Regions from separate parts of the Homo sapiens genome. Here region 1 is linked to region 2. A link is an interaction called in ENCODE POLR2A ChIA-PET data of the cell type or tissue named here. Cell type or tissue: OCI-LY7. All regions are shown on one strand. Each heading gives the region's core, and the rest is flanking DNA. Links, peaks and the distances in the headings are about the cores only. Region 1 holds the start of TMEM192 (transmembrane protein 192). Region 2 overlaps TLL1 (tolloid like 1).

Evidence for each region. ChIA-PET counts read pairs that join two places held together with the same protein. Peaks named below come from ENCODE experiments on the same cell type or tissue, not always from the same donor. Only the 100,000 strongest peaks of a DNase experiment are listed, where the experiment ranks them.
Region 1: POLR2A ChIA-PET joins it to region 2 with 11 read pairs; 2 of 35 experiments call an interaction of 5 or more read pairs at or near these places.

The regions. Positions count from the first base shown.
Region 1 is chr4:165,107,113-165,119,237 of GRCh38, forward strand. TMEM192 (transmembrane protein 192) reads right to left here and starts at 5,748. Exons shown (of 6, transcript NM_001100389.2): 1 at 5,635-5,748. The coding sequence starts at 5,661. RefSeq lists enhancers at 5,024-5,263, 6,044-6,103 and silencers at 5,294-5,553, 5,722-5,920. In OCI-LY7, for the core only: CTCF peaks have their summits at 5,385, 6,137 and 6,342; DNase peaks (open chromatin) are centred at 5,289, 5,579 and 5,849; H3K4me3 peaks cover 2,275 bases; H3K27ac peaks cover 542 bases.
Region 2 is chr4:165,914,031-165,926,155 of GRCh38, forward strand. All of the region lies in intron 1 of TLL1 (tolloid like 1), which reads left to right. Among named protein-coding and RNA genes, the nearest start is that of TLL1, 47 kb to the left of the region's middle. In OCI-LY7, for the core only: no CTCF peak of the experiment used is centred there; a DNase peak (open chromatin) is centred at 7,691; H3K4me3 peaks cover 2,847 bases; H3K27ac peaks cover 2,825 bases.

The DNA of each region.
Region 1 (12,125 bases), core at 2,010-10,009, 810 kb before region 2:
TTCCTGGGTTCAAACAATTCTCCTGCCTCAGCCTCCCAAGTAGCTGGAATTACAAGTGCCCGACACCTTGTCCAGCTAGTTTTTGTATTTTTAATAGAGACGGGGTTTCACCATGTTGGCCATGCTGGTCTCAAACTCCTGACCTCAAGTGGTCCACCCTCAGCCTCCCAAAGTGCTGGGATTACAGGTGTGAACCACTGTACCCAACCTTTTTTTTTAAAACAAAAACAAAAACAAAAAAAAAAACAGGGTCTCACTCTGTCACCCAGGCTGGAGAACAGTGGCACGATCTCGGCTCACTGCAGCCTCCGTGCCCCCCTCCCCAGGCTCAAGAAATCCTCCTACCTCAGTCTCACGAGTAGCTGGGACCAGAGGCACACTCCACTATGCTTGGCTAATTTTTGTATTTTTAGTAAAGGTGAGATTTCACCATGTTGCCCAGGCTGGTCTTGAACTCCAAAACTCAAGCAATCCACCCACCTTGGCCTCCCAAAGTGCTGGGATTACAGGCATAAGCCACCACGCCTGGCCAAGGATTTGCCTCTCACCATTTCCCTCCCTCCTGGTGCCGTCTGCTTATGATACCCGTCTTTCATGAAACACTTTCCATCTCTACACCAGCTCTACTTATTCTTCCCCACCTGTCAAATGCTTGTCCCAGCAAAACCGCCTTCTCTGCGGTGCCTTTTTAGCATTCCCAGCCCCAGCATCATTCCTACTGCACTCTTAATCTGACATTGTAGTTTTCATCTGTACAAGTTTGAGCTGGGTCTACTTTGTATCTTCCATGTCTCTATGTAACTTCTAAATATATAGAAGACATTTATAATAATGTTTAATGTTCACATGCTATTTCTAGCCTATGTCATGTCTGAATCAGTTTCAGTGGACTCAGTACAGCTCACATTTTCCTGCCTCTTAGCATGCCTTGTCATTTTTTATTGGATGCCAGATATTGCAAATTTTACCTCTGTGGGTGCTGGGTATTTTCTGTATTCCCTTTTTTTTTTTTTTTTTTTTTTTTTTTGGAGATGTAGTCTTGCTCTGTCACCCAGGTTGGAGTGCAGTGGCATGATCTCGGCTCACTGCAAGCTCTGCCTCCTGCGTTCACACCATTCTCCTGCCTCAGCCTCCCAAGTAGCTGGGATACAGGCACCCAGCACCACGCCCGGCTAATTTTTTGTACTTTTAGTAGAGACAGGGTTCCACCATGTTAACCAGGATGGTCTCGATCTCCTGACCTCGTGATCCGCTCGCCTCAGCCTCTCAAAGTGCCGGGATTACAGGCATGAGCCACCGCACCCGGCCATTTTCTGTAATCCTATATTCGTGAACTTTGTTCTGGAGTGCAGTCAAGTTACTTGGAAACAGTCTTGCTGTTAAGAAATTAGGTGGGCTTCATCTAAGGCTAATCTAAGGCCTCCACTACTGAGGCAAGACCTTTCTGAGTACTCTACCTACATGCTCTGTGAATTATGAGGGTTCCGTCTGGCTTGTGGGTGAAATAGGCAGTATTCTTGGCCCTGTATGGAGAAACTGTTCCTTCCAATCCTTTTAGGTGGTTCTTTATGAGGCCTCCAAGAGCTTCCTCATGCCCTGATTAGCACTCTACTGGATGCCTGGTAGGCGCAGGGCCAGGGGGCTCCCCGTGCATATCTTCAGAGTTCTCCCTCTTTGTAGCTCTCTCCTCTCTGGGTGCTCTGTCTTGTGAACTCCAGTTACCTCGATCTCCTAGACCCTCAACTCCATCTCCTCAACTCAGAAGTCTGCTGGGCTCTGCCTGGCTTCCCCCTTCCCTGTCACAGCCTGCACACTCTTTCAAGGCAGTAAGCCGGAGCAGTGATAGGGTTCACAGCATTTGTTTCCCATCTCTGAGATTGCTACCCTTCATTGTCTGATGTCCGGTATCTCACAAAGTGTTGTATCATACGTTATATCTAGCTTTTTGGTTGTTTCAGGCAGAATGGTATATCTATTCCCAGTTACTCCATGTTGGCTGGGAATGGAAGTCCCTACTGAACTCTCTTACATCTGTATCTGTATCATAACCTACCATACTAAGCACATGGCATTGAAATTGTCAGAATAAAATGTGCTTTACAAGGGCAGAGACTCTTTTATATTATGTCCTTTGTGCTTTTAACACTTGATACACAGCAGATGCTAAGGTGTTCAATATGCGTGTTGAGAGAAAGAAAGACTGCTCAACTTCTTGTATGCTTCAGACCTGGGAAATTTTTATTTATTTATTTATTTATTTACTTTTGAGACAGAATTTCGCTCTTGTTGCCCAGATTGGAGTGCAATGGTGTGATCTTGGCTCACTGCAACCTCTGCCTCCCAGGTTCAAGCAATTCTCCTGCCTCAGCCTCCTGACCACAGGCTGGGATTACAGGCATGTGCCACCATGCCCAGGTAATTTTTATATTTTTAGTAGATACCGGGTTTCGCCATGTTGGCCAGGCTGGTCTCAAACTTCTGACCTCAGGTGATCCACCCGCCTCAGCCTCCCAAAGTGCTGGGATTACAGGCGTGAGCCACCGCACCTGGCCAGACCTGGGACATTTAAACAAAGCTAGCATTGAAAACTTCACTATAAGACAATAATCTACTTTATCTCCTAATATGTCACTTTCATGCACCTTCTTCTCTCGCCTAAATGAGCTTTCTATAGAGCCCTACAAATATCCTCCCTTACCTTTTTCAGAATTCTATGCATCTTTCAAGGTCCTAACCAAGTTTATGTTCTCTATAAAACTGGCCTTGTTAAGTGTTTTCCTTCTGCTTTAAAATCCTATAAAACTTATTGCCCATAATATTCATTTGGAATATTTCTTATGCTGCCTTGTATTGTTTTCCTTTTCATGGGTGTATCTTTTGTTTTTCCTAACTACACTGAAGGAGTTGGGGACTATAATATGGTTCTTCTCTATGTCACTCAGGAGTATTTACTTTCCATTGAATCCTATAGGAAATATGCAGTGTAACCATACAAACAGCACCCAGTCATTCTATTAACTCACCATCTGCAAGTGAAGGGTGAGGGGAAGAGGACTCCTGAATCCAAATGATTTTTTCATTTCCATTATTAACTACATTACCACCTGTAGAAGATGTCTGTTGTTTTTGCCCACATGGTATCTCTTCTCTCTTCTGTGACAATAACTCTATTTCCTTTGAGGACCCACTGTCTACTTCTGCATTAAGTCTTAGTGGAACCATCCTTCAATACCCTTCCTCCTCCTCTGCTCTAGGAGTGGTCATGGAACAAAAAACAGTTGGGTGAATCCAACTCTTTCCATGAGCAGTAAAAGAAAGATCATGAGGCCGGGCACGGTGGCTCACGCCTGTAATCCCAACACTTTGGGAGGCCAAGGCAGATGGATCACCTGAGACCAGCCTGACCAAAATGGAGAAATCCCGTCTCTACTAAAAATACAAAATTAGCCAGGTGTGGTGGTGCATGCCTGTAATCCCAGCTATTTGGGAGGCTGAGGCAGAAGAATCACTTGAACCCGGGAGGCGGAGGTTGCAGTGAGCCGAGATCGTACCATTGCACTCCAACCTGGGCAACAAGGGTGAAACTCCATCACAAAAAAAGAAGAAAGATCATGATTTAGGCAGATTCATTCCAGGGTAGACCCTGAAAGGACTCCTGTCACTTCAATGCCTTGAGATGCCCTTGTTTGGGTCCTTTCAGAGGCCTTGGCATATACTCACCCTATAGCCTTTCGAATACATCCTTTTCTTAAATTAGCCACAGTTGGTTTCACTGCCTGCAAACAATGAATCCCTACTAACACAAAGTCTTTGACTCAACTCATTTAAGTGTCTGTAACTAAGGCATGGTCCAAAATTTTTAGCTTTTTCTTGAAGGCTAGGAATCATGTTTACAAAATACCAAAAGCAGGCAACTTACTCAGATCTAAAGTGACTCCAATATGTGGTTGGTAGCAAAACATTAATCTCTAATTAATTTTTATTTATTTTTATTTTTGAGACAGAGTCTCGCTCTGTCGCTCTGTTGCCCCGGCTGGAGTGCAGTGATGCGATCTTGGCTCACTGCAACCTCTGCCTTCCGGGTTCAAGCGATTCTCCTGCCTCCCCAGTATCTGGGATTACAGGCCCCCACCACCCCACCTGGCTAATTTTTGTATTTTTAGTGGAGACGGGGTTTTGCCATGTTGGCCAGGCTGGTCTCAAACTCCTGACCTCAGGTTATCTGCCTGCCTCGGCCTCCCAAAGTGCTGGGATTACAGGCATGAGCCTCCCAGACCATCCCCAGGCTCCAGTGTTTGAGGAAGCAGATTTCTAGTACTATATGCATCCTAAAGCTAAAAGCTACAGATCCAAGAACGCCAGAGCAGCTTAGCATCAACCAAGAAGCACTTACTGCATGTGTTTTTCTAAGACACTCTCATTTTCCTCTTACATATTCGGTTTTTTCTGTACATTGTCAGCTCATGAAGCTCAGCCTTAAAAACTCAGAAACAATGAATTTTGCTTTAAATATATATGAGTCTCAAATCTACTTACAGGTCTTACAGTTAATTTTCCATTTTCTCAACTGGAAAAAATAGAAAATTTTAGTTTCATTAGAAATTGTTTGGTCTTTATTTCATCAAGATTATTTAACTGGTTACTGCACAAGAATCTAAGCTACCGTAATGCTGGAACTGTTTCATGTTTCTCTTCCTTTTCCTGATGCAGTTCATTCAGTGATAGGATCACAGTAATATTCCTACTAATTTATTAACCCAAATTAGTGCTTTACAGTAACTGTCAACTTTGCATTTCTCAAGAGCAAAAATTTTATTACTTGCCAGTGGAAAATCCAGTTAACTCTCAGCATACATACATGTTTCTCCTAAAAACACCTTACGATACTGAAGCAAAGAAATAAGATTTTTGTAATTATGCTACCATTCTGTACTATACACGCTGTAAACTAGGCCACTGGTTTTTTGTTTTTTTGTTTTTGTTTTTGTTTTGGTAATCTGGTTTGAATCTATCAAAGATTTAAAAACCTTTGTATTCCTACCATGCTAGATTCAAAACAACACATGACACTTTTTCTCTCGTGTGGGTTTCCAGGCCATGATAGCGACAGGTCTGCGGGACGCTGGCGCCCGGCCCGAGCGTCGTTGTCACTCCAAGTCCACAGCCTCTAGAGCCAAGGCAAGGGACCTCACCAGGAAGGGAGATTCGCCCCCTGTGCCCCTGGGACGTCCGAGCGGAACCCATCGGCCCGGCTCCCGGAGACTCGCGGGGAGGAAGGGCTGTCAGGCCAGGCGCGCATCACGTGAAGCTGCCAGTTCCGGGATCAAAGACGTACCCCGCACGTGGGCTGGGCGCCAGCCTGGGACCCCCGGGGGCCGCGCGCCCACCGCCCAGGAGCCCACCCCAGCCTCCACTGGGAAAATTAGCCCGGAGCCAACGTGTCGCGGATCCCACAGCCGCCTGGAGCCCTCCCAAAGCCCCGCGCCCAGGCCTCCCCGGGCACAGGCGGCGCCCCCTTCGGCCGCGGCCGCAGTCGCCAAGGGTGGCTTCCCTCTCTGAGTCTCCGCCCCGTGCGCCCCGGCACAAGAAAAAGCGGATTCCGGGGCCAACCGCCCGCCGCCTCCGTGCACTCACGTCCTCCATCCTGCCCCCCGCCGCCATTTCCCGACGCCGGAGGCCGAAGCCCTGGCCAGCCCGGCCTCTCCACCTGGACCTGTAAGCCTCTGGCCGCGAAACTCGCCACCTTCTGGGACCTGCCAGGCCCCTCCCCAGACACACCCCCTCCTGCGTCCGCCCCGCCTCCGGCTGGCCCGATCCCCGCCCCCTTAGCTCCGATTGGCTGAGATGGTGGGAGGGGTGTGCCGGCCCAGAAGACCTGGACTGTGGGCGGTGGCTACCGCCTGAACCACCTCGGTTCCTGGGGCTTCTGGCCGCAGCCCCTCGGTGCGCTCTTACCCAGAGACTTGAGCATTTAAGGATGCCTTCCTAGTCCAAGAATTTAACTATTTTCGGGCTCCACTTGCATATTTTAAGAACATTAACTTTTTTCGGTCTTGCCTGGTTGTTTGCAGACACAGCTCTACGCCTAGGTAGAACCAGCGGTAAAATCCTACTCCGCCAGCAGAGGGACAGGAGCAGAATAAAGATTCCAATTTCCATGACATATTTACAGATTTCTCCAATGGGAAACAAAGCAGTTCGGAATGCTTACGGCGTTCGTTTATTAAGACAGAGTCTCGCTCTGTCGCCCACGCTGGAGTGCCCTAGCACGACCTCGGCTCACTGCAGCCTCGAATTCTTGGCCTCCTGGCCAGTTCTCCCACCTCAGCCTCTCAAAGTACTGAGATTACAGGCGTGAGCCACTGGGCCCTTGTTTCTTTTAAAATTGAATTTCAAAAAGAGAAAAAACTTCAATGACATTTTCTAAAAAGCTCATGATTGTAAAAATGTAAGCAAACAAGGAAAGAAATTTTCTGTTACCAGCTCCCGGAGAGAACTTTGATATCAGTTAGAATATATACACTCATACATTTTTTTGGTGGGGCGGCGGAGACGGAGTCTCGCTCTGTCGCCCAGGCTGGAATGCAGTGGTGCAATCTCGGCTCCCAGGTTCAAGCCATTCTCCTGCCTCAGCCCCCTGAGTAGCTAGGATTACAGGCGCGTGCCACCAAGCCTGGCTATTTTTGTATTTTAGTAGAGACAGGGTTTAGCCATGTTGGTCAGGCTGGTCTGGAACTCCTGAGGTCAGGTGACTCGCCCGCCTCGGCCTCCCAAAGTGCTGGGATTACAAGTTTAGCCACCGCGTCTTGCCCACTTTCATACATTCTAATGCTTATTTGTACATTGAGTATAGTGTGATCCAGTTTAGGATGTGTGAGATAAAACTACGCAAATGTTAGTGAAGGAAGAGATGGTGTAAGACTCCACGTGATCTTCTTTTTTCTTTTTCTTTTTTTTCTCGTAGAGACAAGGTCTCACTATGTTGCCCAGGCTGGTCTCATAATCCTGAGATTCTATGAATTATTTATCACAAGCCTTTTCTAGACGTGCAAATTTTCTTCTCTGCATTTTATTTTGAAAATTTTCAAGCCTACAGAAATGTTGAAAGATTAATACAATGAACATCCATGTACCCCTCACACTTGATTCATTAGTTGTTCATTTTTTGTCTTGGTTGCTCTGTGTGTGGGTGTGTGTGTTCACATACTTTTTTTTTTTTTTTTTTTTTTGAGATGGAGTCCCGCTCTGTCGCCAGGCTGGATGGAGTGCAGTGGCGCGATCTCGGCTCACTGCAAGCTCCGCGTCCCGGGTTCACGCCATTCTCCTGCCTCAGGCTCCCCAGGGTCTGGGACTACAGGCGCCCGCCACCACACCCAGCTAATTTTTGTATTTTTAGTAGAGACGGGGTTTCACTGTGTTAGCCAGGATGGTCTCGATCTCCTGACCTTGTGATCCGCCTGCCTTGGCCTCCCAAAGTGCTGGGATTACAGGTGTGAGCCACCGTGCCTGGCCATTTTTTAACTGAACTACTTGAAAGTAAATTGAAGACAATATGAAGCTTCATTCCTAGATACTTTGTTGCCTAAAATAAGGATATTTTATATTTTCTTTCATAACCACAATATCAATATTACACACAACTAATAGTAATTCCATGTTTACTAATAACCAATCTATGGCAAAAATTTTCTAAGTTGTTTCCAAAATGTCTTTTTTAGCTGCTTTTTTTGTTTTATTTTGTTTTGTTTTGTTTTTGAGATGGAGTCTTGCTATGTTGCCCAGGCTGGATTCACACTCCTGAGTTCAAGCAATCCTCCCACCTCAGCCTCCCAAGTAGCTTGGATAACAGGCATACACCACTGTGCCTGGCCCAGCTGCTGTTTTTTCTTTTTCAGTAACCAGAATCCAATCAAGGTTCACACATTTCATTTCATTATTATGTCAAGACATGCTTTTCTGTTGTTGTTTTCGACACAGGATCTCACTCTGTTAACCAGGCTGGAGCACAGGGGCGCTATCATAGCTCACTGCAGCCTCAACCTCCTGGGCTCAAACAATCCTCCCTCTTCAGCCTCCCAAGCATCTGGGACTATATGTTCACACATCCATACCAGGCTTATTTTTAAGATTTTTCTTTTTGTGAAGATGGGACTTTGTTATGTTGCCCACGCTGGTCTCAAAACTCCTGGTCTCAAGCCACCCTCCCGCCTCAGTCTCCCAAAGTACAGGGATTACAGGTGTGAGCCACTGCACCTAGCCAAGACATGTACTTTCACAGGGACAGCACACTGGTTAAGACCAGGGCTCCAGAATTAGTCATGGAGGTTTGAGTTCTGCATCTTACCAAGCATGTGATATTGGGCACTTAGCTTAAGTTCTTAGGAGCTGACTGGGCAAGGTGGCTCATGCCTATGGCCCCTAGCATGTTGAGACACCAAGGCAGGAGGATTGTTTGGTGCCTGGAGTACGGGACTAGCCTGGGCAACATGGTGAGTCTCTGTCTCTACAAAAGATTAGAACATTAGCTAGGTGTGGTGACGTGCACCTGTAGTAGCAGCTACTTTGGAGGCTGAGGTGGGGAAGTTTTAGTTTCCCTTTTACAGAAATTTTCTTTCCTTTTGTTTTGTTTTGTTTTGTTTTGAGATAGAGTTTCACTCTTGTCGCTCAGGCTGGTGTGCAATGGCGTGATCTTGGCTCAGTGCAACCTCTGCCTCCCAGATTCAAGTCATTCTCCTGCCTCAGCCTCCCAAGTAGCTGAGATTACAGGCGTCAGCCACCATGCCTGGCTAATTTTTGCATTTTTAGTAGAGACAGCGTTTCACCATGTTGGCCAGGCTGGTCTTGAACTCCTGACCTCAAGTGATCTGCCCACCTCAGCCTCCCAAAGTGCTGGGATTACAGGCGTGAGCCACTGTGCCCAGCCAGAGATTTTCTATTAAATAAAATAATGCATGTAATGCTCTTTATACAATGTTGTCTCTACAAAGCACTAAGCAAATGTTAGTCATTTTTTGTCTAAATCAGATTTATTAAGGCATTATTAACATACATAATCATTTTTGTTTGTTTTTTGTTTGTAAAGACAGAGTCTCACTATAGGCTGGTCTTGAACTCCTGGTCTCAAGTGATTCTTCTGCCTCGGCTTCCCAAAGTGCTGGGATTACAGGCAAGAGCCACCATGCCAGACCCATTGTTTTAATAATATATTAAAAATATGTTCTCAGCCCATATAATGCTCTAATGACTGTTAAAGCAATTTATATAAGCATAGCCCTGTAAATAAGTTATATTTAAAAAGTATCTGACACTTCATTTTTGTATGACTAAAGATCTTTTGGTGAAGATTCTTGCGTTTATTTACTTATGAGGAGTAAGGAGAGGAGGAGAGAAGCTGTTTTCCTAGTGTTGGGGCTCAGAAGATAATATCGGCTAGGCGCAGTGGCTCACACCTGTAATCCCAGCACTTTGGGGGGCCAAGGCGGGCGAATCACCTGACATTAAGACTTCAAGACCAGCCTGGCCAACAGACGAAACCCCATTTCTACTAAAAATACAAAAATTAGCCAGGCATGGTGGCATGCGCCTGTAATCCCAGCTACTCAGGAGGCTGAGGCAGGAGAATGGTTTGAACCCAGAAGCGGAGATTGCACCACTGCACTCCAGCCTGGGCAACAGAGCAAGACACTTTTCAGATTTAAAAGTTTAAAAATGCAACTAGCCTGGCCAAAATGGTGAAACCCCGTCTCTATCAAAAATACAAAAATTAACCAGGTGTGGTGGTGCGTGCCTGTAGTTTCAGCCACTCAGGAGGCTGAGGCACAAGAATTTCTTGAACCTGGGAGGCAGAGGTTGCAGTGAGCCGAGATCATGCCAGTGCACTCCAGCCTGTGTGACAGAGCAAGACCCTGTCTCAACAACAACAACAAAAAAAAAGAAGAGGATAATATCACAAGTATAGTGCTTTTGCATGCTGAGTACTTGAAGTGAAGGACACATTGGCAGGCCTCAAAAGCCAAGTTTCTCTATGACTTTTGAACAAACAGGCCTTGCTGACCCTGGTACTAAGCATTAAAGTAGATGCTTGTAAATTCTTATCCCTACTCAGTCTATTGTCATTAGATCACCTGTAATCCCAGCTACTCAGGAGGCTGAGGCAGGAGAATTGCTTGAACCCGGGAGGCAGAGGTTGCAGTGAGCCGAGATCGCGCCACTGCACTCCAGCCTGGGTGACAGAGCGAGACTCCCTCTTAAATAAATAAATAAATAAATCTGTTATGCTTTTCTCTTGTTAATCTGGCTTTTGTTATAGGAGTGTCAGCCATGACCTTTCCACCTCTATGCTACCAAACAGTTCACCATTAGAAGATGCTGGACTGAAGCCCCATCTTTCCTGTGTTGTCACCATCAGCATTGTTCCAGGCACCGTGCTCATTCCTGATCACAGATATTAAAATGTTAATAATATCTCATTGATTTTTTTTCAACATCAAAATCTGTCCTTTATTCACTATGATTTCTATTATTCAGCCTGGCATAACGTAACATGCATACAAACAATAGGTACTTAATTGATATTTTTGTTAATTTTAAAGCAGGATCTCTTTACTGATATTGACTTTAATCTGCCTTTGAAATGGATTTATTTATTTATTTATTGAATAAAGATGGGGTCTCACTATGTTGCCAAGGCTGGTCTTGATCTCCTGGGCTCAAGCAGTCCTCCCACCTCGGTCTCCCAAAGTGCTGGGATTATAGGCATAAGCCACTGTGCTCAGCCTAAATTTATTTTTAATCAATAAATAAAAGTTATATATATTTATGATGTTCAACATGATGTTTTGGTATATGGATACATTGCAGAATGATTGAATCAAGCTAATTAATGTATTTACCACCTCCCATACTTATTTTTTTTTTCTTAACTTGCCTTTTAAATAAAATTTTAGAACAAGTTGATCCTAGCTAAATATTTCTACAATTCTCTTAGGCTGCCCTATACCATTGTCAGAAATGAAGATATCCAAAATTCTGTCTTTGGATAATGTTTTGTAGCTAAATCTCTCTTAGGTACTTAGAGAGATGCCATTGAAAAATTCCCTTTCAATGAACAGACAAAAAAAGGAGGTCAATAGTTATTTTAGCATATCAAATTATATTTAGTTTATGTACTTTTTTCTGGAAAAATTTTTTTTTCTAGAAAGAAATTTAAGGATATTGTAAGCAATTGGAAACATTCCAGTTTCCACTTATTTGTTTCGTAAATGTTTGTATCTTTCAAAGCACCTGTACCACAAATAGAGTCCCGTTGTAACCAAACATTCCACATTTGAGTGATAATGGACTCTGTTAGAGGTCTCAGGGCTTGTAAAGTTTCAGGCTTGATATCCAGTACTTGCCCTCTCATTATTGTTTGTTTTCTCCTAAAGTTCTTATGATCTCAAATCCTGGCATTTAAAAGCACACTTATTTTTGAAGGCAGAATTTTGTTTGTTTGTTTGTTTCACTGACTCAGGAGCAGAAAAAAAAGTTTGCTAAAAATCCCAAAAGTAATTCATGTTTGGATAGACACCAAATATGTGAAGTTTCAGACCAAAACCACAATTTCTCTGAAAGGTTTTAGAAAACACATACCGAAACTCAGGGTGAAAATGAATTTTGTAACCTTCATGAAACTCAAGGCTACTACTTAGTGATTATAGAGCTGACCTTGTCTAATCTCCACTCACTCCTGATTCTTCTTTAATGCCAAGTACCAGGCTCAGGCATCCAGCCCAAGCAGTCGGCAGCATTCTCATGGGAGGAACTCCTTATTTCAGAAATAATCAGAAGATGGGGCTTTAAGTGCTTTGTAGTGATATCTCTTTTAATTAAGTTCTAGACAGTTAAGAAGTAAAACTTTTCTTTTACAATACAATTCATAATGCTGTGTGTTGAGGTCTAAAAGAATATTTGAAGGTATCCCCAAATAACTTATAAAATAATTATTTTGATTCTCCACACTGAGCTGAGCAGTAGCTCCCTAATCTGGCTCTGATTCAGTTCCAAACTATATGAGGCTTTACCCTCTTTCAGGAAGCTCACTCTGCTGAGTCTCAGTCTTTGTACAACCGTTCTAGGAATCAAAG
Region 2 (12,125 bases), core at 2,734-10,733:
AAAGAGAAAGCAATGTAGTAAGTCTCTAGAATCCTCTCATTCTTTGCCTTCTTTGGTTGCTTCTAGCACCATCAAGAAATGATGTTTAAACTCTTTTCAGGAACGCTTACCTATTTTTCACAATCATTACCTTCATTAGATAGCATTTCCTGTTTGGCTTTTTCTCTATTAGCGTGTGAAAAATATTCTTATGGTTTATTTATCCATCGCTACCCCAGAAAACAATAGTCCCTACTAAAAATGTTATATTTATATAGATATAAAGAAGTCTTGAACTTACTCATGCTATTTTTTTCCCCAGAATTTGTTTTCTAAATAAACATTAATAACTTCTTGATTCTATGAACTGCAATTTGTCTGTCAGGAAAGTTATGTAGAGGCATGATGTTTAAGCTAGTTCAGTGTTACCTGAAAGACTGAATGATTCTTCAGATGGACAGAGATTGCACCCAGACAGCAAGCATGGATATTGACAATGTCCTTGTGAAGAACTGTGACATTTAACTTGTTAGGCTGCCACAATTTCATAGATGCTCACAGTAGCTCTTTCTTCACAGATAAAGACTTTTATTATGTCTAGCATAGCAAACGGTATGGAATTCATTTCTGTGATGAGTTCCTCTTGCACCCTAAGTCCCTTGGGGGTGACATGGAGTGCGAAGGTGGATACTGTGAATGCAGAGGACCCTTGTCACAACTGAGGACCCTGAACTTAGGGAACTCTTTTATAATAGGCTGGAAGCAAACCTGTCCAAGATTTTCCCCAGAGAGAGATGTTATACTGATCAGCAAACAAATCTGCCCTCTGCTGTATCTGGCTAGTTTGTCTTTATACGAAAATGTTTAAAAATATAATCTAGAACAAAGGACATCAGATCGGTACTTCTACTGACAAGATGTGCAGAAACCCAAGAGATCCATGGAGAATTGTCTGCCAACAGTCCTGAGCAATGAATATGCTCATGGTTCAAACTCTTCCCACCAGAATTGTCTCCCCACTCTACTAATTCTAATTTATTTGAGTTACCCGTGGAGTGGGTCTTTTTATATTACCTTTATCATAGGCATTATTGATGATCAATAGACTGGCTAAGACATAAATAACAAGAAGTACAGAGGAGAGCTCATCATTGATTTGGCCCCATTTCATACATATGTACTATAAGTAATATTGACCTTTTTGAAGTTCTAGAAAATTCATTAAATACTAATAGCTCAAACTGGAATTCTTTTTAAGGAAGATAGTCTGGGAAAAAAAAGAAAGTTTTGTGTTGGAGAAACAAGAATCGGCTATTTAAAAAGATCTATATAAATACTGAGAACAGGATTAAGTCTTCCTGCAGTCTGAGTCAAATCTGTGGTTAGGGCTGAATGTTTATGACGATTGAGTGATCTGATGAATTACAGGTTTATAGCTTTCTTTTCTAGGTACTTAATTGTCTGCAGGAAGCTGGCTTTTTTGAAGTGAATTTTGTGTTCACTGTTCATATGATTGAAGTTATTAATGCCAAGGATTATTTAGTCACCCCTCCCTCAGTGTTACCAACCAGAAAACTGAGGCCCAAGTCGGCTGGGAGAGTTGCCTAAAGTTACATGTGAGGGAGGAGCAGGGCTAGCCTCTCACATTTCCCTGGAGGGGCTTTGTTTATTCAAAGGGTACAGCTTATGTTAAGGTCAGAGAGACAGAGGGAGCGTGCATGCTCCCAAGACTGATTGATCTCAGCAGGAATTGTAATTCCTCTATGTATAGAAAACTCCACTCTTCACTGTAAATACCAACCCATAGTAGTATTGTATTTGGTAACTGGCCATAATGTATGAAAGCTCATTCCAGTTTGTGACTAGAGCTTGGCCCTAGTATAGAAAAATATTAATTACCATTCAAAATCACTTAAAAAAAGATGACTATCCAAAATGCAAACCCGGGGTTGCCTTAGGCATAATAAACAAATAATTAAACCAATTATAACTTACCAGTGAAACTTGCAAGCTTTGAGAAGTTGGCCTTGTTTCATGTTTGGTGAAAGGCAGAGTGGTTTAATTACTTTCGTCTGTGGACAGAGGCATTTCCATAGAGAGCTGGAAGGGATCTTTGAGAGCAAATGATCAGATGATTTTCACCCGTTTGAAGAACTGCGAGCTCTTGGAACCCCAGAGATAGGGTAGAGGGACCCACTGAGGGTGAAGATCTTCACTCTTACTTATTTCTTATAAAGCCATTTTGCTTATACCTGTTTTGTATCTTGATCTCTGTTACTTAGAAAACATATTTTAAAACACACTAATACAGTATTTTATATTTTGACAGGCGTTGGGTGCATGCATTTATTAAAACTAATTGAGTGCACACTTAAGATTTGTAAATTTTATGTAAAAAGACGAAAAAGTTACTGAACTCAATTATGGCATGCTGAAATATTTAGGGGGAGGTGTACATCAGCGTCTGTGAATTACTTTGAAGTGAACCAGAAGTAAGGTGCATTGATGGGTGGATATAAGGTGGATACCCAATAAAGCAAGTATAGTAACATAGTAATGGTAGAAGGTAGATAAAGGATATATGTAGGGGTGCTTATTGTATGATTCTTTCAACTTTGCTGCATGATTGAAAACTTTCTTAAAATATTATATGGGAAAAAACTCACCAATATAGTTTAGCCCTCTCATTTTTGTAAATAAGGAAAGTGATGCTCAGGGAGAATATGATCAAATCATTGGCAGAATAAGATCTAGTACCAAAAAATCTTCAGAGAACTGGTTCTGCTGCCTGTCTATACATTCCGATTTTAGCATTTGCCCAAGAATTTTTGCATGAATGCCAGAAAAATCATGTATTTTTGATGAAATAATAGTATTATTAATGATGAAAAAAGGCATTTTGCAGGATTATTGGAACTCTTACTTTCATGATGCTATCTTCTCATGCCCATTTGTTAATTTTTATTCTGGTAACATTGAGGCAATTTTTGTGCTGCTTGTAGTTTAATACATTAGAGTTTATTGTGAATTTCTATATTATGTAGTATTTACGGCTTAAATTTTCCTTGTTTTCAATTCACAAGTACCTAAATGCATGATATTTTATGATGAATATCTTCCTTTGAAAGTTCAGAAATGAAGGTAACATCTTAGAAAAGGTCCGTGAACGTTCTATAGATTATTTTGATGTCTTTTCTGAAATTGAAAAAAAAATCGCCTTGCTTCTAGTGTTTGACTAGCATGTCATGGTAAAGGACAACCTAAAAGTGATTTCTCCATTACTCTTGTACTGTTCTAGAACACTTACAGGGTAAGAATCTCTGGAGTCAAGTCTGCCTTAGGTTTGAATTCTGGTTATGGTATTTCCAGATGTGAGAACATGGGGAAGTTACTAAACTTCTTTGAGCCTTTTTTTCCTTGGGTATAAAATGGGAATAATACTAGTATCCTATGGCTCTTAGTATTTAATAGGTATCAGGTGTAACTTTTATTAGTAGTAAACTTAGACTTTGCTAGTGAATGATATATCTTTGTTGTATTATATTTGTACTTATAACATCTATTTATATATTATCTTATTTTTATTTATTGTTGATATTCATCTCTACATGGGATTGTGCTTCTGCATATTTACAGGATTTACATCTTGCCTGTGCAGTGTTTGCTCTTACAGTTGTTTACCCCAAAGCATGAGTCATCTACAAAGCACATTTTAGTTAAGATTGGGCATATTTATTTCTCAATTCTGTTTTCCTTTAAATGACTCTTTTGGCCTTCTTAAATTTTGGCATTGATTACTGCTTTTCAGTTTCCTCCCTAGAATCCAAAATGTAAGAATTATAGAATTGTAGCCTTGCATAACTCAAAATGTGAGAAATGTATAAGGCCGAATTAGTAACTAATTAAATTTTTTATCATTAGCGTAACTTTAAAAAATTGCAGTGCAAAGATGCTACTATTTCTTATTAAGTTGATAAAAAATATTGGTGTTATTTGAAGATGTAATTTTAGACAAATGGAAATTTTAGTTGGAAGATTATTAGATACGTATCTTACCCCCCACAGCATACATATACACATGCATAAGAAGATAGTATAGTAAGTAATGTACATGTAAGATAATAGTATACCATTTGAAGGAAAAATTGTCAAGGTTATATTTATTACAGTTCAATCGTTGTGTAATTTTTTTTGGTCCATCATTTGAAATCCTTTTTTTAAAATAATGTGATACTTCTTAGATTTAAGGGTGACAGAATGAGCTTAAGGTACAGCATCATAGAATTTGGAGGCACACAGTCATAGAACACTTACAGGCTAAGAATCTCTGGAGTCAAGGAAGATGCTTTGAGCTCATTTGGAATTTCAGATTTGTGGTTTTTAACACTTGCTGCACGTTAAAATTATTTGGGGGAGTCTTAAAAATACTAATATTTAGGTTGTATCCCAGATGCATGAAATTAGAATCTCTGTGAGGGGTCCTGAATATTCCTAGTTTTTAAAAGCTCACCTGGTGATCCTACAATGATATCAATTATAAAAAACATTTTCTGGGTTTTTTTTTTCTTTTCCACTGTTTCAAGAGGAAACAGATCACTGCTGTAAATCTTGGTAAAGTCATAGAGCTATTTATCTTTAGAATTGAAATAGCATCTTGGTCTCCTCTTACACGGTGGTTTCTCCCCTCTCCCACGATGCTATCATTTTCATTTCCTCTAGTTTGTGTTTTTTATTTTGAGTTTGTGAGGGTCCCCAAAACCACTGGGGTAGGAGCTACACCTGTAGCTAGGCCTGGTTTTGGTGGATGACCCCAGATGAATCACCCATTTGGATTTCCTGAAACACTGGAGAGTAAATGAAGACCCTGGCGTAGCTCCAGTGTACCTCAACTGGACTAGTCAAACTGCTCTGTAAATAGAGTTCTTCTGTGGTCAGGAGAAAACCCTGTGGCATTTCTAGTTGGTTACTCTAAATCTTATGGACTATGTATTAATTATATTGTACTTTATTCAGTAATAATGGAATATATGTGTAATAGAATAGTTTTAGTTTCAGGCATATATTAGGTTTTTTGAAAAGATGGAAGAATAGGCCAGGCACAGTGGCTCACACCTGTAGTCCCAGCAGTTTGGAAGACCAAGGGAGGAGGATCACTGGAGCCCAGGAGTTTGAGGCTAGCCTGGGCAACATAGGGAGACCCCACCTCTACAAAAATAATAAAAAATTAGCCAGCTGTGTTGGTGTGCACCTGTAGTCCCAACTACTTGGGAGGCTGAAGCAGGAGGATCACTTCAGCCTGGGAGGTCAAAGCTGCAGTAAGTGGTGATCACACCACTGCACTCCAGCCTGGGTGACAGAATGAGACCCTGCTTCAAAAAAAAAAAAAAAAAAGAATAAACAAAAATCAATATTACTTTGTCATTGGAACTTAATAACTTAATTAAAATAATTTTACCTATTTTATGATATTATTACAATTTTGTTGTTATTTATAGACAATATAATTCATATAGTATATATATAATTAACTGACTTTCTGTGTATTCCATAATTATTTGGAATATGGAGTTGTAATATTATCACGCCATCAAGGCTAACCTCCAAATGAATGGCAATATGGAGAAATGTGTTTGTAACTCACTTATGATACATTCTTTGGATAAATACAGCTTATTCTAGGCTTTCATCCCCATTTCTTGCTGTGGCGGGATAATGTTGTAGTCTGAAATGGCATGTGGCCAGACGTGGATGCAGTATTAGTGCCTCTTGCAGGCCTTGTTTAAAACACTCACTCTGGGATACTACTGTGCTTCTTTACTTCCAGACTGACCACTGCTCTAAGCAGTGTTGGGGCAATGCCTGGGCTGCCCGAGCCCTTGAAGTTCAAGAAGAAGCACCTGGACTTCTCATGAGGGGAGGTCAGAGTCAATGTAAGTGACTTCCTAATTTGGGGGGCTAAATCCCTTCAGTGATTGAGGTCTGTATGAAGTCAGCCATATAAATAGCTATTTCCAATGTGTTTTATGTCAGCATCATACCCCAAAATACTGCCATTGACCTAAAATAAAACTTTAGAAGTGTTTCTCAAGTAATAAATGCCATGCGTCTCCTGTGAAAATCATCATTTCCCTGAGTTATCCATTGATATTTTCAATTCCATGAAAATACTACTTTGAGGACATTGGAGTTGCTTTGCACGTTGGCATCAATTAAGAGAAAACTTAGAAAGTCTAATTTAAAAATTACTTGGACTTTATAGCTAAGTAGAGAGCTTTATTTGTCAGGCAGAAATGCATATGTGGGCAAAGGTGAAACATTTATAACTTTGAGAATAGTTTTAATTTTGCTAGAGTTAGAGAATTGTTGTTGAGCATTGTTGGTTAATACAGCTTTATATCATTTCAATGATGTTGCTTCAGGAACTCCCAATCATGTAATAATTCTCAAAAGTAACAGTTCAGTAAATTGTATCAGAAAATACTTGCCATGTACACAAATGGACAATAGAAATGGTAGAAATAATGTTTATTTGTGAGAAATTGTAGGGGAATAGAATTAGGTTTCTCCTATAAGGCAACCTAATTTGATGCTTGTATTAAGATGGAATTTTCATTAAAAACCGAGATAGGTGAGAAAGTGATGAAAGAATAGAAAATATTACAATCCCATTTTCATTCTTATCAAATCCTGAGGATCTAAATATCTTTTCAAATATTCTTTTTGTTTATAAGTTATATGGTAATGGTGTTTGGAGATCATGTGAGGATCATTTATCTAGTACAGTTCAACTTTAGAACATTTTGCATAAAATTATAATAATTTGAATAGGAGGGAAAGCAAAGGTCTACAATAAGTAAAGGTTCAAATTAGCTTATTTTTTTCCTTTGTCATGGCTTAGATCCAACTTAGATAAATTTGAGCAATGAATATTATACAAACAAATGTTTTACAAATAGTACTTTCCTTAATTGAGTCTATCCTGTAACACATTAAAATCACATGCATTGGGAAGAGCGTGGAACATGCAGTTCAAAAGCTTCAGGTATACTCTAAGTTCAGACACCCCTTTTTACTACAGTGTCATTTATGTTCTCTCAGCATCAGACCTGATAACCTGTCCTGCCTACCCTCCTGGGTTGTTATGGGGCCCAAATGAGATGACATATGGCATATGCGAAAGTGCCTTGCTAAGTATAACAAGCTAAATAAAATTTGTTATTCTTTTGGATGCAGCATTTAGAACAAAACTTTTATAAAAATCAGGATATTTTATCCAACAACCTTAGAGATGGTTGTCTTTTTTATACGTGTATTTTGGTTAAAGCAAGAAACAAAGTAATTAATATAGAGTAGGCTAAAATGCATGGCATAACAACATCAAAATGCAAAATAGCTTCAGTTACCATGGCATATTCTGGAATCAAACTGTTTTTATTAGTTCCCCGTCTCCCTTTCTTTAACTTCTCCTCCTTCCTTCTCTTTCTTTCTTAACACTGTTTCTTCCAAATTGAAACGTCTTTTCTGTTTATCTCCTGACCATAAGCTTTATACCCCGGGGACCCTTCTTTCAAAGTGTTATATCACTTAGTTATTCTGGCAGATTTTGTATAAGGCATTTTTGACACCCTTCCCTTGATGTCTTATAGTTAGACAAGGTGACGTTCTAAGCCACTGGACCAGAAACAGGAAAAGCAGTGTTTGGTCCCCAAGGAGTGATAAAACTACAGGTAGTGTTGGCAGGTGTGTATAGTCACACTTCAGCTGAGACTGTTCTGTGGTTTGAAACTCTTTAGCTGTATCTGTCATACCACTTACAGTTTTTTTTAAAAAAAAGTTTAAACATTGCATCACTGCATGTTTAGAATAAAGTAACTCAGAGCAGAAACGTAGAAAAGTAATGCATACAAAGGAAAGTAAACAGAGCATGAGAAGAAATACAGAGAAACCTGAATTATATAATGAAAATGGCAAAGATAAATTTTAGGTTGGGAGATGAGGAGAAGACTTGGATGAGAGAGAAAGAAAAGAAAACTGATTTTACCAGGATTGCTCTAGCTTTTCAGGGCTTATTTCAGAAAAGCTGACTAGGGCTCTGGAACCCAGGGAATCAGTGCTCCCCAGTTGACCTATGCCAAGAACACTGGGAAGGGAGAAAAAGCCAGAAGTGAATGGGTAACAGAAGGTAAGGACTCATTTATTCTGGCCTTCATAGTTTAAACAACATAAACTTAAGAGGAGTATTTGTTTTGAAACTATTGAAACTTATTAGCATCAAATACTTGCTATGATTCTTTGTTATTGGTTGGTTGTTTTTGAAACCTCTGGTTGAAAGAGTGGTTTAGAAAGCTCAATATTTCCGTAGCTATGGTTTGCCATCCTGTTATTACCCTAAGGCAGAAAATTGGGGTTGCTTCTTCTCTATTATTCTTCTTCCTTCGTTTCTTTAATATAATCATCCCTTTTCTTCCCTGCCTTTCTTCCCATGTCTCTTTGTTCTTCCTTTGCTTACTTGTTTTCTGTTCCCCTACTCCAAAATTTTAGAATGATTTATTCAGACTTACAAGTCATTACATGACACTGTAAAATCTCAGAAATATTTTTCTTCAGGCATATCAATAATAAGTAATATCAACTCAAAGAAGATTAATGTGCCACTTTGAATTCTCAAATTTTCTCTACTGTGAAAAGAGACTAGTATTTGAGAAAAACATACAAGTTAAAACCAGAATATTCAGAAATTTGGGCTATTTTTGAGCATTAGCTTATGCTTCTCAGAATTTATATGTATGTAAACACTGGAAATTTTGGACTATGATATTTAGATAGAGCCTAATCTTACTGAGGGTTACTATCTGGTAGCCAGCACAGGATTTGTGAAAATCAGTCTCTGATTCCTTGAGATTTCTTTGTTTACCTGGTTTCTGCATTTGAGTGGTTATTGAGCTGCTGTAGTGTACTTCTGTCTCTCAAGTAGGGATATCATTAGCTGGCTTGTACTTGTCTTGGAAACATTACAAAAAAAGTGCCCCTTCTGAGCCAAAGAATTATAAACCACTTTTCAGTTTGGCTTGGCATTGAAATTGGGCTGAGTTTAGGCCCCTCATGCCACCCAGGAACTTCTGCACATAAATAAACAGTACAATCATATGCAGTAATCCCTAGGGAAAATGTGATTTTTTTTCTCTAAAAATGATGGTGCTTTATAAATCATCAAGTCTTCAAACCACAGCAAAATTTTTTTCAGTCTTAGTCAATAATCAGACATTGCTGACTTTTGTAAGTAAGAGATTATCAACATTTTATCTGTCAAATATTTAAATATTTGACAAATCAAATATTCAAAGCTTTAAATAAAGTAATATTGTAGTAATATGATATAAATAGGAAAGTGCATCGGAAATATAGGTATACCTTTTTTTTTTTTTTTTTTTTTTTTTGAGACAGAGTCTTGCTCTGTCGCCCAGGCTGAAGTGCAGTGGTACGATCTCGGCTCACTGCAAGCTCCGCCTCCCGGGTTCACGCCATTCTCCTGCCTCAGCCTCCTGTCCTGAGTAGCTGGGACTACAGGCACCCACCACCACGCTCCACTAATTTTTTTTGTATTTTTAGTAGAGACGGGGTTTCACCGTATTAGTGAGGATGGTCTCGATTTCCTGACCTTGTGATCCGCCAGCCTTGGCTTCCCAAAGTGCTAGGATTACAGGCGTGAGCCACTGCACCTGGCTGGTATACCTGGTTTTATTGCACTTTGCTTTATGATGCTTCACAGATACTGCATTTTTTTAACACAATTTAATGTTTGTGGCAACCCTGTGCCAATGCCATTTTTCTAACAATATGAGCTCGCTTCATGTCTCTGTGTCACATTTTGGTAATTCTCACAATATTTCAGACTTTTTCATCATTATTATATCTGTTATGGTGATCTGGGATTGATGATCTTTGATGCTATTCTTGGAATTGTTTTGGAGCACCATGAACCATGCCCATATAAGACAGAGAACTTTATCAATGTTGTGTGTGTCTTCTGACTGTTCCACTTACCAACCATTTTCCAGTATCTCTCCATTTCCTTGGTTCTTTCTATTCCATGAGACACAACAGTATTGAAATTAGGCCAGTTAATAACCCTACAGTGGCCTCTATATTTTCAAGTGAAAACAAGAGTCTCACATCTCTCACTTTAAATCAAAAGCTAGAAATGATAAAGCTGACTGAGGATAGTATGTCCAAAGCCGAGATAGGCCAAGAGCGAGGCTTCTTGGGCCACAGAGTTACCCAAGTTTTGAATGCAAAGGAAAAGTGCTTGAAGGACATTAAAAGTGCTACTCTGGTGAACACATGAATGATAAGAAAGCAAAACAGCTTATTTCTGATATGGAGAAAATTTAAGTGGTCTGGATAGATCAGTCAACCACAACATTCGCTTAAGCCAAAGCCTAATCCAGAACAAGGCTCTAACTCTATTCAAGGCTATGAAGGCTGAGTGAGGTGAGGAAGCTGCAGAGGAAATGTTGGAGGCTAGCAGAGGTTAGCTCAGAAGGATTAAGGAAAGAAGCCTTCTCCATAACCTAAAAGTGCAAGGTGAAGCAGAAAGTGCTTTTGTAGACGCTGCAGCAAGTTATTCAGAAAATCTAGCTAAGATCATTGATGGAGGTGGCCACACTAAGCAACATATTTTCAATGTAGATGGAGCACCCTTCTATTGGAAGAAGATGCCATCTAGGACTTTCATAGTTAGAGAGGAGAAGTCAATGCATGACTTCGAAGCTTCAAAGGACAGGCTGACTCTTTTGTTAGGAACTAAGGCAGCTAATGACTTTAAGTTAAAGCCAACGCTTATTTACCATTCTGAAAATTCTAAGGCCCTTAGGAATTATACTAAATCTACTCTGCCTGTGTTCTGTATATGGAACAACAAACCCTGTAATACAGAACACCTGTTTACAGCATGGTTTATTGAATATTTAAGTCCACTGTGGAGACTTACTGCTCCAAAAAAAAGATTCTTTTCAAAATATGACTGCTCATTGGCAATGTAGCTTGTCACTCAAGAGTTCCAAAAGAAATGTCCATGGAGATTAATGTTGTTTTCACACTGCTAACACAACATCCATTCTATATCTCACAGAGGAGCAATTTTGGCTTTCAAGTGTTATTGGTTAAGAAATACATTTTGTATGGCTATGGTTGCCATAAATAGTGATTCCTCTGATGGATTTGGGTCTGAGCAAAGTAAATCGTAAACCTTCTGAAAAGAATTCACCATTCCAGATGCCATTATGAACAATGAGATTCATGGGATGAGATCAAAATATCAACATTAACAGGATTTGGAAGAAGTTGATTCCAACTCATATGAATTACTGTGAGGGGTTCAGGATTTTTAGTGGAGGAAGTAATTGCAGATGTGATGGAAATAGTTAGAGAACTAGAATTAGAAGTAAAACCTGAAGATGTGACTGATTTGCTGCAATCCCATGATAAAACTTGAGTGGATAAAGAATTGTTTCTTATGGATGAGCAAAGAAAGGGGTTTCTTGAGATAGAATATACCCCAGGTGAAGATGCTTTGAGCATTGTTGACATGACAACAAAAAATTTAGAATATTACATAAACTTACTTGGTAAAGCAGTGGCAGAGTTTGAGAAGACTGACTTCAAGTTTCAAAGAAGTTCTATTGTAGGTAAAATGCTACCAAACAGAATAGCATGATACAGAGAAATTCCTTGTGAAAGAGTCAATTGATGTGACAAATTCCATGTCTTATTTTAGGAAATTGTCACAACTACCCCAACCTTCAGCAACCACCACCTTGATTAGTCAGCAGCTATGAACACTGATGCAGGACCCTCCATCAGCAAAAAGATTACTATTTACTGAAGGCTCAAATGACTGTTAGCCATTTTTAGCAATAAAGTAATTTTAGGTTAAGGCATATACTTTTTTTTAGAGATAATTCTATTGCACACTTAATAGACTACAGCGTAGTATAAATATAACTTTTGTATGCACTGGGAAACAAAAAGGTTTGTGTGACTCACTTTATTGTGACATTCACTTTATTGTGGTAGTCTGGAATCAAACCTGCAATATCTCCAAGGTATGCCTGTATAAGAATTGTTTCTATGGTATTTAATGAGAT